Linked DNA regions of Homo sapiens: region 1 is linked to region 2. The links are chromatin loops, found by intact Hi-C in ENCODE. Cell type or tissue: chondrocyte. All regions are shown on one strand. Each heading gives the region's core, and the rest is flanking DNA. Links, peaks and the distances in the headings are about the cores only.

Evidence for each region. Hi-C counts contacts between places; a loop is a spot of excess contacts. Peaks named below come from ENCODE experiments on the same cell type or tissue, not always from the same donor. Only the 100,000 strongest peaks of a DNase experiment are listed, where the experiment ranks them.
Region 1: a loop joins it to region 2, with 5 times the contacts of the local background. A loop is called at or near these places in 1 of 110 quality-filtered maps.

What each region holds. Positions count from the first base shown.
Region 1 is chr6:26,001,119-26,006,503 of GRCh38, forward strand. LINC02980 (long intergenic non-protein coding RNA 2980) reads left to right here. Exons shown (of 3, transcript NR_186645.1): 3 at 132-657. Among named protein-coding and RNA genes, the nearest start is that of LINC02980, 11 kb to the left of the region's middle. In chondrocyte, for the core only: CTCF peaks have their summits at 2,166 (motif pointing left) and 2,369; no DNase peak of the experiment used is centred there.
Region 2 is chr6:25,649,505-25,654,889 of GRCh38, forward strand. SCGN (secretagogin, EF-hand calcium binding protein) reads left to right here and starts at 2,711. Exons shown (of 11, transcript NM_006998.4): 1 at 2,711-2,981; 2 at 3,878-3,948. The coding sequence starts at 2,900. In chondrocyte, for the core only: no CTCF peak of the experiment used is centred there; DNase peaks (open chromatin) are centred at 2,707 and 2,907.

The DNA of each region.
Region 1 (5,385 bases), core at 164-5,163, 350 kb after region 2:
TGCAGTGGCGTGATCTCGGCTCACCAACCTCCACCTCCAAGGCTCGAGTGATTCTCCCACTTAAGTCTCTTGAGTAGCTGGGACTACAGGTGCATGCCACCACGCCTGACAAATTTTTTTATTTTTTGTAGAGATGAGGTTTCGCCATGTTGACCAGGCTGGTCTCAAACTCCTGGACTCAAGTGATCTGCCCACCTCGGCCTCCCAAAGTACTGGGATTACAGGCATGAGCCAATGTGCCCGTCCTGAGGAGTTTTCTTCTGGAATTCCTGCTGGGTTTTTGTAGTCAGTCCTCTCCCCATTTCCCACATTGGCTCTTGCAGACCTTCCTTTTCCCCATTTCTATTTGCTACCATGTCAGACATGACTTTTGCCATAGGATCTCTATTCTACTATAGAGGAAACCAAAGCCATCAGTAGAAATTTCACTAACATGGAATCAGATTTATAGAAGAAAGGGGGAGGAAAGTTTTGCCTTAACACCTGGAAGGGTTTCGTTTCTTTTAGTAGCTGGGAGACAGAAACATAAGAAAGTAGCTTAGTAAGCTTTCTGCTGTTCAACTGATGATGTGTGAGCTGTCAGTAGTTCAAACTAGTCATTATCTTTATGAATTAATTATGTAATAACTTAAACAATGTCATAAACCTTCAAATCAGTTTAAGTCTAAATGTGTCATATTTAATAACAAGAGCAAGAAACATACGTTATGATGAAGAGCTCTTATATTTTCTTTGGATAAAAGTCAGTAGGCGGGGCGCGGTGGCTCATGCCTGTGATCCTAGCACTTTGGGAGGCTGAGGTGGGCAGATCATGAGGTCAGGAGATCGAGACCATCCCGGCTAACACGGTGAAACCCTGTCTCTACTAAAAATACAAAAAATTAGCTGGGCGTGGTGGCGGGCGCCTGTGGTCCCAGCTACTCGGGAGGTTGAGGCAGGAGAATGGCGTGAATCCGGGAGGCGGAGGTTGCAGTGAGCCGAGATTGTGCCACTGCATTCCAGCCTGGGCGACAGAGCAAGACTCCGTCTCAGAAAAAGAAAAAAAAAAAAAGTCAGTAAAATTTAAGAGAAAAATGCATTTGCTTTGGGACTTTTAATATTTAGTCTACAAATCTAGCCACCATAGAAATCTGCTGATTAAATACGGGTTCTGTTAAAATGGAAACATGCATTTTGGGGGAAAAAAGAGGGAGTGTTTTAGTGATTTTGTTTTTTACACTTGTTTATAATAAAATTTTAAGCAATCTTGAGGGGAACATTTTATTTCTACTTGTAACTGCATAAAGTTATGAGATAAAGTTACAAGCTATATCACATACAGTTTGTAGCTTTATAAATTATGAAATTCTAACAGAATAAATATGCTAATATGATGAAAATGTCATAAATTACATTAGAATATATTTTAATAAACCAATTCAGAAGGAGCCAATACCCAATTTCAAAATCATATTAATTGTAAAATTAATTAGGGCAGCCAAAATATTCTGGAATTCTTTCTAATAAAACAAATGAGTGTAAATACAGTCGTACTGACAAATCTGAAGAATTATGCAGCATAAAAAGTGATTATCCCAGCACTTTGGGAGGCCAAGGTGGGCAGATCATGAGGTCAGGAGTTGGAGACCAGCCTGACCAACATGGTGAAACCCCGTCTTTACTAAAAATACAAAAATTAGCCGGGCTTGGTGGTGCACACCTGTAATCCCAGCTGCTCAGGAGGCTAAGGCAGGAGAACTGCTTGAATCCAGGAGGTGGAAGTTGCAGTAAGCCAAGATCACGCCACTGCACTCCAGCCTGGGCGACAGAGTGTGACTCTGACTCAAAAAAAAAATAAATAAATAAAAATAAAAGTTTTAAAAAAGTGATTATTATGAACACAGAGTAATCTAGTAAAAATGGTTAAGTGAAAACAGCAAAATACAAAATTGAATATGTACTATAACAATATATGCAAAATATACTCAGATTTATAAAAATTAGAATGTAGAAAAGTAAATATAGCTCTTCATAATTTTGTTCTGAAGTTTAAAAATATATATATTTTTGAATGGATAACTTTCTTTTTCTAAATGCTTACAGTAGAGCCCACGATGGTTGTTAAAAGCCCCCAGGTTCAGCCTTCTTTAATTGTGTGGTCAGCCTGCCATCAACCCGAGGCCTCCCTCTGCTGGGCAAATTTGGGAACACATTGAGAAATCCTTACACGTAATTCCTTCTCTTCATGTTCCTGGTGAGCATTTTTCCCATTGGGTTTCCATACTCTGCCCTCTTGAAGTCCTGCACCCTGACATTGCAGTGTCATTCCTCTTCTACTGAAGTCTACAACTATTAGCTTATTGTCTCTAGCAAGTCTCCCTTTAGCTACAAATATCATTCAGAGTTTTACCTTTCAGAAACTTTCTCCATGAGCATTCTGGAGTAGACTCTAGGTGCACTAGGTGCAGTTAGAAAAAGTTCTGATTTGTTGGTGGAGCTATAGGAGGAGAGACAATGGTGGGCTGGAGAAGGGTGTCTACATGCAGAGAAACTGACTGGAAACTCAGAGAGATGATGGGGATTAAAATAATCCTATTGAATCTGCACAAAAGTGTTTTATTATAATTGATCCTGAACTATGTAAAGGTAAGCTCCAGTGAGTAGTTACAGTCTGTCCCTAAGATGGACTCTTTCTTTTTGCTTTTATTTTTATTGTATTTATTTTATTGTATTTTTTTTTTCTAAAGACAGGGTCTTGCTATGTTACCCAGGGTGGTCTCAAGTGGTCCTCCTGGCATCAAATGATCCTCCCACCTCAGCCTCCCAAAGCGCTAGGATTACAGGTGTGAGCTACCACACCCAAATGATTCTTTCTTTTCAAATACAGAGTTCAGCAGCAATTTTAAAGAAGTACTGAACTCTACTGCCTGGAAGATGGAATGGCCCTCACAATTCTTCCAGGCAAGCTCTGCACTCAGTGGTATGGACCACAAGGCAAGCCCATTAAGGGGTTAAATTACTGACAAACAATAATTTCTAAATATGAACATTTCAGGAGGAACTAAGATGGCTCCTTCTTGGAGAATAAGTTGGCCGGCTTCTCTAGTTATCAGACTATCAGATGGGGAGGAAAGAGCCCCTCTGTCCCGGTGAGACAGGACCCGCCAGCGCCCAAGCTCTAAGGCTTTCTGATGAGCAAATGGGGTTTCCATCTTTCTAGCTTCAGGACTCGTAACTACTCAGATTATTTCCTTCAATCTGGATATTCAAGACAAGAACAGTTCATGGTGTTGCGAAGGCCCAGATTTAAATCACATATGCAAAGATACTGACATTCAGTGGAGGGTCACTTAGATTATAGCCAGATGACTTTCCCTAAATTGATAGCTCAAATGGTAGTTGTGGATATTTTTGCTCTTAGTTACTTGCATAGTCACTTGCCAGAGGTAATAAAGTTTTAGTGTGGTTGTGGAAAATAATGGCCATATATTTAGGAACAAAATTTTAATGATGATTGAAAACTGAATTAGCTTTAACATGTGAATATGCTCAGGGGACATAGGACCACAGATCTCTGTTCCTTCCTATTGCCACTTCTTTCCTTTCCCTGGTAGCATGCTTCCATTACCCATTACTTCAAACACTGTTTCTGTGTCTCCAACTCCCTTGCATCATGGTCTTTTCATTATTCAGACACAGACACAGCTCGATTATGGGTAAACTTTTTTCTGTGGCTACAGAAGAGTTGAGCATGGCTGAAGCATCGTTGAGCATGACTGAAGAAAAACACCTAACCTTGAATTTTTTGATCAATATAAATTTATATCCACAGATTTTACCTGACTGATCTTCATTGCCCACCAGTCCTACAAAGTTTGCCAGATTGGTTCTGTTTCCACTTTACATACTCAGCAAATACTTATTAAGCACACACTTTGTGTTAGGCTTAAGTGTAGATATTGAAGAGGCACTGGTGAATGAGCAGAGGCTCTGCCCCCATGGGACCTGCATGCTATTTGGCAGCTCTTTCAGACATTCTCCTCTCTCAAAGCTTTGAGCCCCTCTATACCCCTATAAGCACCTACTTTCAGCTGCTCCCTCACTCCCCCCTTCATGGGGGAAATAACAGCCATCGTGGTAAAACCTCCACTGCCTGACAGAGCTATATTTACCATCTTTTCTTTAATTTTTATTTTTAATGGACACAGTTGTATATATTTATGGGGTACTATGTGATATTTTGATACATGTATAGATTGTGTAATGATCAAATCAGGAATTAGATCAGTTTTTTGTCTTTTTTTTGGTAAAAGATAATCTTTTATACTCTTTTGGTCCTGAAAAATGGAGGAGTGCCATATTAGGATTCCAACAGAAAAAGTTAAACCAAAAGAATATATGAAGGGCATATAATGAAGGGATATCTACAAAGTTGTGACAGGGCTAATGGGAAGAACAGGGGATATGAGGCAGCCCAAGATCAGCAACAGTAGTGATCCAGTGTCACCCTGTGCTGGTTATGAAGATTTAGTCTCTTCTATCTTTTCCAATACCGCTTTGCTAGCCACCTCCCCAAACCCTACCAATAGAAAGCACTGGAGGAAGACTAGAGGGCTGGAAGGATGTGAAAAGATTTCCCACTTTGTTTGTTGACATCCTCACAGAATGGGTTCTTCAACCTGGCAGTGGCAGTTGAATCCAGTAACAGCAGTTGGCTTCAGTTTGGAGATCTTCCATGCTCCTAAAATCAGCCTCATCATGCCTCTATCTACAGACATATCATCATCAGTGGTCCAGCATACACTCCTCAGAGGTCCCAGTTCTGGGGATCTCTTCAAAGAATCTTTTCCTTGTTCTCCTAAACCTGGAGGTGGTAGTTGCTTTCTGTCATTACTATCTCTGATACGTTTGTCCACTTTTCCATTTTCAGTCCTCTTATAACTAGTTAACAACCATTCCCATAAAATTCTTTGTTCAATTTCAGTGCAATTTCTAGCTCCCAGTTATACCCTGACAGACACACCTTTAAATCTGAAGAGGCAATGGGAGGGAACCTGTAACCAGAGCTAGGCCAGAGCTGGGACTGTGGAGGAAGAGCTGCCCACCAAGCAGGGGGGTGATGCAGGGAATAAGTACACTAACCTCTCTCTCCTTTGCCATCTACATTCCTGCTGGGCTGATCACTGGCCAAATCCAGCTGTTGCAAGAGGGCAGGGCTGCCCAGCTAATGCTATCTGTAGAAGCTGGGCTTCTGGGGCACAGAGCAAGTCAGAGACAGGCAGAACAGGGATGTGGGTTTGGACCAAACACTGAATAAACCAGATCAAGGATTCTTCTATCAAGACAAGTTTATATACTTGCAGCTTGATCCCATTGTTTCCCTTAGATAACTGTGCACTTGTTTTT
Region 2 (5,385 bases), core at 211-5,210:
AACTTGATTCCAGCTGCTGAATATTTGCTTTACTCTGAGTTCTCTTTTTGGACAGGAAGGGACTCTGATAAACCACCTCTGGTTCTTTCATCCCCACCTCCATCACTCCATTTTTAGGCAGGAGAACTTTCCCAATGAGACAGTCTTACAGGTGTCTCCTGTAGGATCTTTAAATACCTTCCTACTGGCTCTCTTCTCTGTTAAGGGCTTGGATGATTTTCTCAAAGAGAAACTTTTATGAGGGAATGCAGGATTCCTAAGCAGTATCTCCCTACCCAGTGCCATGATAAATATTTGGATGCAAAGAAAACAGGAAATAAGTCATTGAATGGAGATTGCAGCTCCCCAGAGAGCTCCAGATGACAGGCTCCTGGAAAGTGTTCCAAGTTCTGTTTGTTCTCCAGTCCTGAGAACAGTAATCTTTGCGGCTGTACTTTTCCTCTTCTTTCCCTAGATTTCACTTTTACAACTTTAAAAAAGTATAATAGCTTGCATTATATGCTTACTGCACAAAGTTTTAAGACAAAAGAATTACAAATAGCAAAATTGAAATCATCTGTGAGCCTCCCTCTTCCCCACTCCAGAGAAACATATCATTAATGTCATTAATGTATATCTTCCATGTTTTCTATGTGTAGAAACATGTATTTTATTTTACAGAATTGAGTCATCATATATGTACACTTTTGTAACTTGCTTTTTAATCTTAACCTTATGTTTTGAGTTTTCTGGATCATCAAGCTTCAAAATCAAGATTTCTGTGTATGCAGCAAAGCCCATCATAGATATTTACTATCATTTATTTAACCATCCCTCCACATTAGATCTTGATTATTACTTCTGAAATCTGCCTTGTTTTATCTTTTTCCACTATTTATCAGAAAACAAGATCAGCCCTGGTGGGTTCATACCAATTACTTTTCCTAACTGGTGCTTGACATTGTATCCACTAATTTCCTAAAGTCACAGATGATAATTACAGATACTGAACCCTTACACCCTCCTATGCTACATATGCTTTTCTCCAATTTTTGTAACCAGCACTTGCTTAATCGGTGATAATACTGCTTTTCTTCCTTTAGGCTAAGCCACACTCCTCAAAAATCCTGAAGTTTACTTCACCGTCTTCCAAATATGTATGTATGTATGGAAGATTCATCATTTTAGTAGCTAACTTACACTGAATGTTACTGTATATACTGTGACAATAGGTTTATATGATTTTTTAATTTGACCTTTATGATAATAACACGGGGTAAATACTACTATTATTCCCATTTTACAAAGAAAGTGAGGCTTCTTTTGAGTAACTTGCCCAATATCACACACAACTAGTAAGAGGCAAAGCTGGGCCCTGAACCCAGAACTGTTTTCTTCTGAACCATTTTTTTCATTATTATTAACTAAAGTCCGTGTTTATTAAAATTTTCTTAATTTTTACCTAATGGCCTTTTTCTGTTCCGGCATCACACCCAGGATAAAACATTACATTTCTTTGTCATTTTTCATTAGGTTCCTCTTGGCTATGACAATCTCTTAGACTTTACTTGTTTTCTCTAACAGAGTCATCCCTCATCAGCTACAACACCATAGCAGATATAATTCATTGTGCATTACTATGTATGGTTCTGATCCTCACAGCAACCCTCCAAAACAGATGTTTTAATCCTCATTTTATAGATAAGAAAATTGAGGCTTAGGGAGATGAGAACTAATGGTGCAGTTCACAAAGCTGGTAAATAATGGAACTCAGATCCTGACCCAGGACTATCTGACCTTGAGTGTCATGTTCTTTTCACTACTCTGGTTTAGATGACTTATACATGCATGCTTTTTATAAATAAATCTGAATGCTAAAACCAGAGTCAGGGTGCCATAAAGAAAAGTTACATCTGGTTCAACTTTCTTATCTAATATCCAAGCACTTTCTATAGATTATCCAACGAAAATTTCTAAATATATAGTCAAAAGGTATCAGTGTAGTTTGTACACGTTTCCACAAAGCCTTGCCCAATTTTGAACAGTCCTGATTGTTAGAAAGCTCTGTGTTCCTCCAACTGATTTTTATCCTTTGGTCTTAATGTGGCTCTTAGGAGCCAAACACAATCATCTAAGCCTTCTACCTAAGTACCCTGCAGGCAGACACATCTCCCCCAGACTCTCTTTTCCTGGCAGAGTACGGCTTAGTTTATATTTTCCTCAGCATCCTAATGATGCTACTTTAAATCACAGTGACTTGCAGTATCCCTGTTTAGTTGCAAGTCCTTATAGTGCATTTTGGTACAGCAATGTGTATGTCCTATACAATCAGGACTCAATAATTGCTGTTGACTTCTTCCTTAAAGGGAACCACTTACCACCATCACCATCCCTTCTCGCCTCCCCTCTCCACACACTACATTTCTAAATCCTCAAGTCCAAAGGACCCTAACACTGACACTTCTTGCAACCCTTTAAATGAGGCAGCTCTCCCTAGAAAACCCCTTGAGACACAAGTTTGGAAAGTGAGTCAAACGTAAGAGGGATGTCTTCTCCGAGTCTGAGAAGCAAGTTAAAGGGCAAAAGCAGTGAGCCGTGGACGCCTGGAGACAGTTTCTTTCTTCCTGAATTCCCCAAAGCGCAGAGACAGACAGGATCTGCCAGGACAGCGCGCAGGGCGGGGCGGGGACAGGCGCGCCAGGAGCGGGGCGGGCTTCCAGCCGCTGGTTTTGCTGAGGGCTGAGGGACGGCTCAGCGACGCCACGGCCAGCAGCGCTCGCGTCCTCCCCAGCAACAGTTACTCAAAGCTAATCAGATAGCGAAAGAAGCAGGAGAGCAAGTCAAGAAATACGGTGAAGGAGTCCTTCCCAAAGTTGTCTAGGTCCTTCCGCGCCGGTGCCTGGTCTTCGTCGTCAACACCATGGACAGCTCCCGGGAACCGACTCTGGGGCGCTTGGACGCCGCTGGCTTCTGGCAGGTCTGGCAGCGCTTTGATGCGGATGGTGAGTAGAACAAGCCACTTGCACACTCAGGTGTAGACGTGGCTCCAAGCTCAGCCCGCTGAAAGGACCTGGAGTTTCCCCTTTACTGTAGGAAAAGTTATCGACCTGGGTTGTTAATGCAGTGTACCTAATACAGTATCATTAACAGACGTTTGGCATACTGGTGATACACATCTATATACCTTGTTAAAATTCTGGGTGGTGAATTTCCACTTTCCCCTTTCCAATCTCTCTTTGTGTGCGAGCGCGCCATATATATGGTAGACATACATATATATTGTATATACAATGACTAATATCATTGTATATGTTCAAGGCTTGTGGGCTGAGACTCAGCTATTTGAAGTCATCCTTCCCTAAATGGGCTCACTTTTACGCAGTGACTTTGCTGTACACCCCTCACTCTCTCAAAATGAGAATAAATTTTATCAGCTTTCAAAACGACTCCTCCACCAAAAAACTACTTGAAAATAAAATGGAACTACTTAATATTTGTTTTTATTAATAAAGAAATAAAATATCTAAAAGGTGTGTTTTAACTCTGCAAACTGGGATTCAATACTTACACCTGTTAAGTTTCTCCAAGCTTCAGAAATTTTGGGGTTAAATTTTATTGGAAAGTTCACGTTTATTCATTGATTAAAATTCATGTACTTAATAGCCTTCCTTTTCCAAGCACTAATATAAACCCTAGCATAAAGCACGTATTCTGGAACAGTGTTTACTGTTCAAACCCATGTATTCTAGAGGTAGGTGTTGGCACTTTGTTATTGGAATAACAAAAAATAGTGTTGAGGGAAGCTTTATGAATTGTGAGATTAAAAACATATTTAGATAAATACTGTCATGTGTTTTTTATATGTTAGTATTATTTATGTTTATTTTCTCACATTTAGAAAAAGGTTACATAGAAGAGAAGGAACTCGATGCTTTCTTTCTCCACATGTTGATGAAACTGGGTACTGATGTAAGTACTTGCACACTAAGCCTTAATTTATGCCTCTTAGTAAGATACGCACATCCAAGTCTTATATTGATTGGTACCTATTAATTCCAACTCACCTCCTTTCTTCCTTGCATGTATGTAATTTCTCCCCCTCTCCTAGCAACATAGAGGGATTTAGGCAGTTTTTATAAAAGGTGCAACTGTAGCATTAGACATGCTGGTTACTGACTTTCAGTGTAACATCTGTCATCCACTCAGAGATCCTAACTGTAGACTCAGTTAACTTGGTCTTGAACGTCTCCTTGGTTATGTCTCTGCTAATTGATTTATACCTGGGGGTAAAGTAGCCCACTTTGTTCAAAAAGCTGGAAAAGATGTTAAGCACATTAAGATTTTGGGTGTTTAATATGTATGATACTCCTCTGATAGCAAACCACAAACCATTTAAAATCATTTATCCATTATTCATTTTATTAGAAGAGGTTACAGATTTTTCAGGGAATGACAAACCAGAAAACAACCAGCATACTCAGAGCCCAGATACAAATGGAAGCCAATCTATCTAGTGTCCATCTGATGGTAAATATGTCCTTGGGAGATGTAAATGAACTCTTGAAAGTCTCTCTATCAAAGCAGAGAAAAATTTTACACAGAAACACATGAGCGGAGGACAGCCTGGGGATGGGCTCGATCTGATGAAAGCTCCAGTAGGGCATTCATAGTAGAAGGAGACGCTCTAGGGACAATTGAATTTAAATGAATGATGGAGATAGTTTGTCCTTATCATTCAGCTGTTTATCTGAAGAATAGAAGTGCATCACATTCTCATGTGAGAGCTCAGTGAGGGAACAAGGAGCTCTTCACCACTGTTGAGAACATGGGGAGGGTATGTGGGGGGCAGGGGAAGCTGGTTCAGAAACAAAAGGGCTGGCTTCCGCCTTCTTCAGCCACACAGATCTCTTGGTCCCCCTCTACTTCTGTCTGCCTCTCATATTCTGTCTGTCTCTCTTTTTTATGTCTATCTCTGTCATTTTTCTGCTCACTTCTGTTTCTTATCTCTGTGTTTCATGGCTCTCATCTCCTACTGTTTCTTGCCTTTCTCTCTGACCTCTCTGTTGCCCATCTTTCTTGTCTCTGTTTCTCATTTGTTTCTCCATCTCTCTGTCTCTGTGTTTTCCCATTCTTTTTCCAGTCTCTCTGCTTCTCAAAGCTCTTTTGGTCTTTCCTCTCCCCATGTCTTTTATTTCTCCTTTCTTCTTTCTTTCCCATCTCTCTTTTTGACCTTCATTTCTTTTCTCCACATTTTCTCCTTCACCCTTTTCTTTGTCTCTTATCTCCCTTTTTCTGTACCTTTTATTGCTCTTTGTCTGCCTGCACTCCACCCCTTACCCTGTGCAGCCTGTGAAGTGAAAGGATCAGCAGACGAGAAGGATAGAGACACAAGTCCCTTCTTTCCTC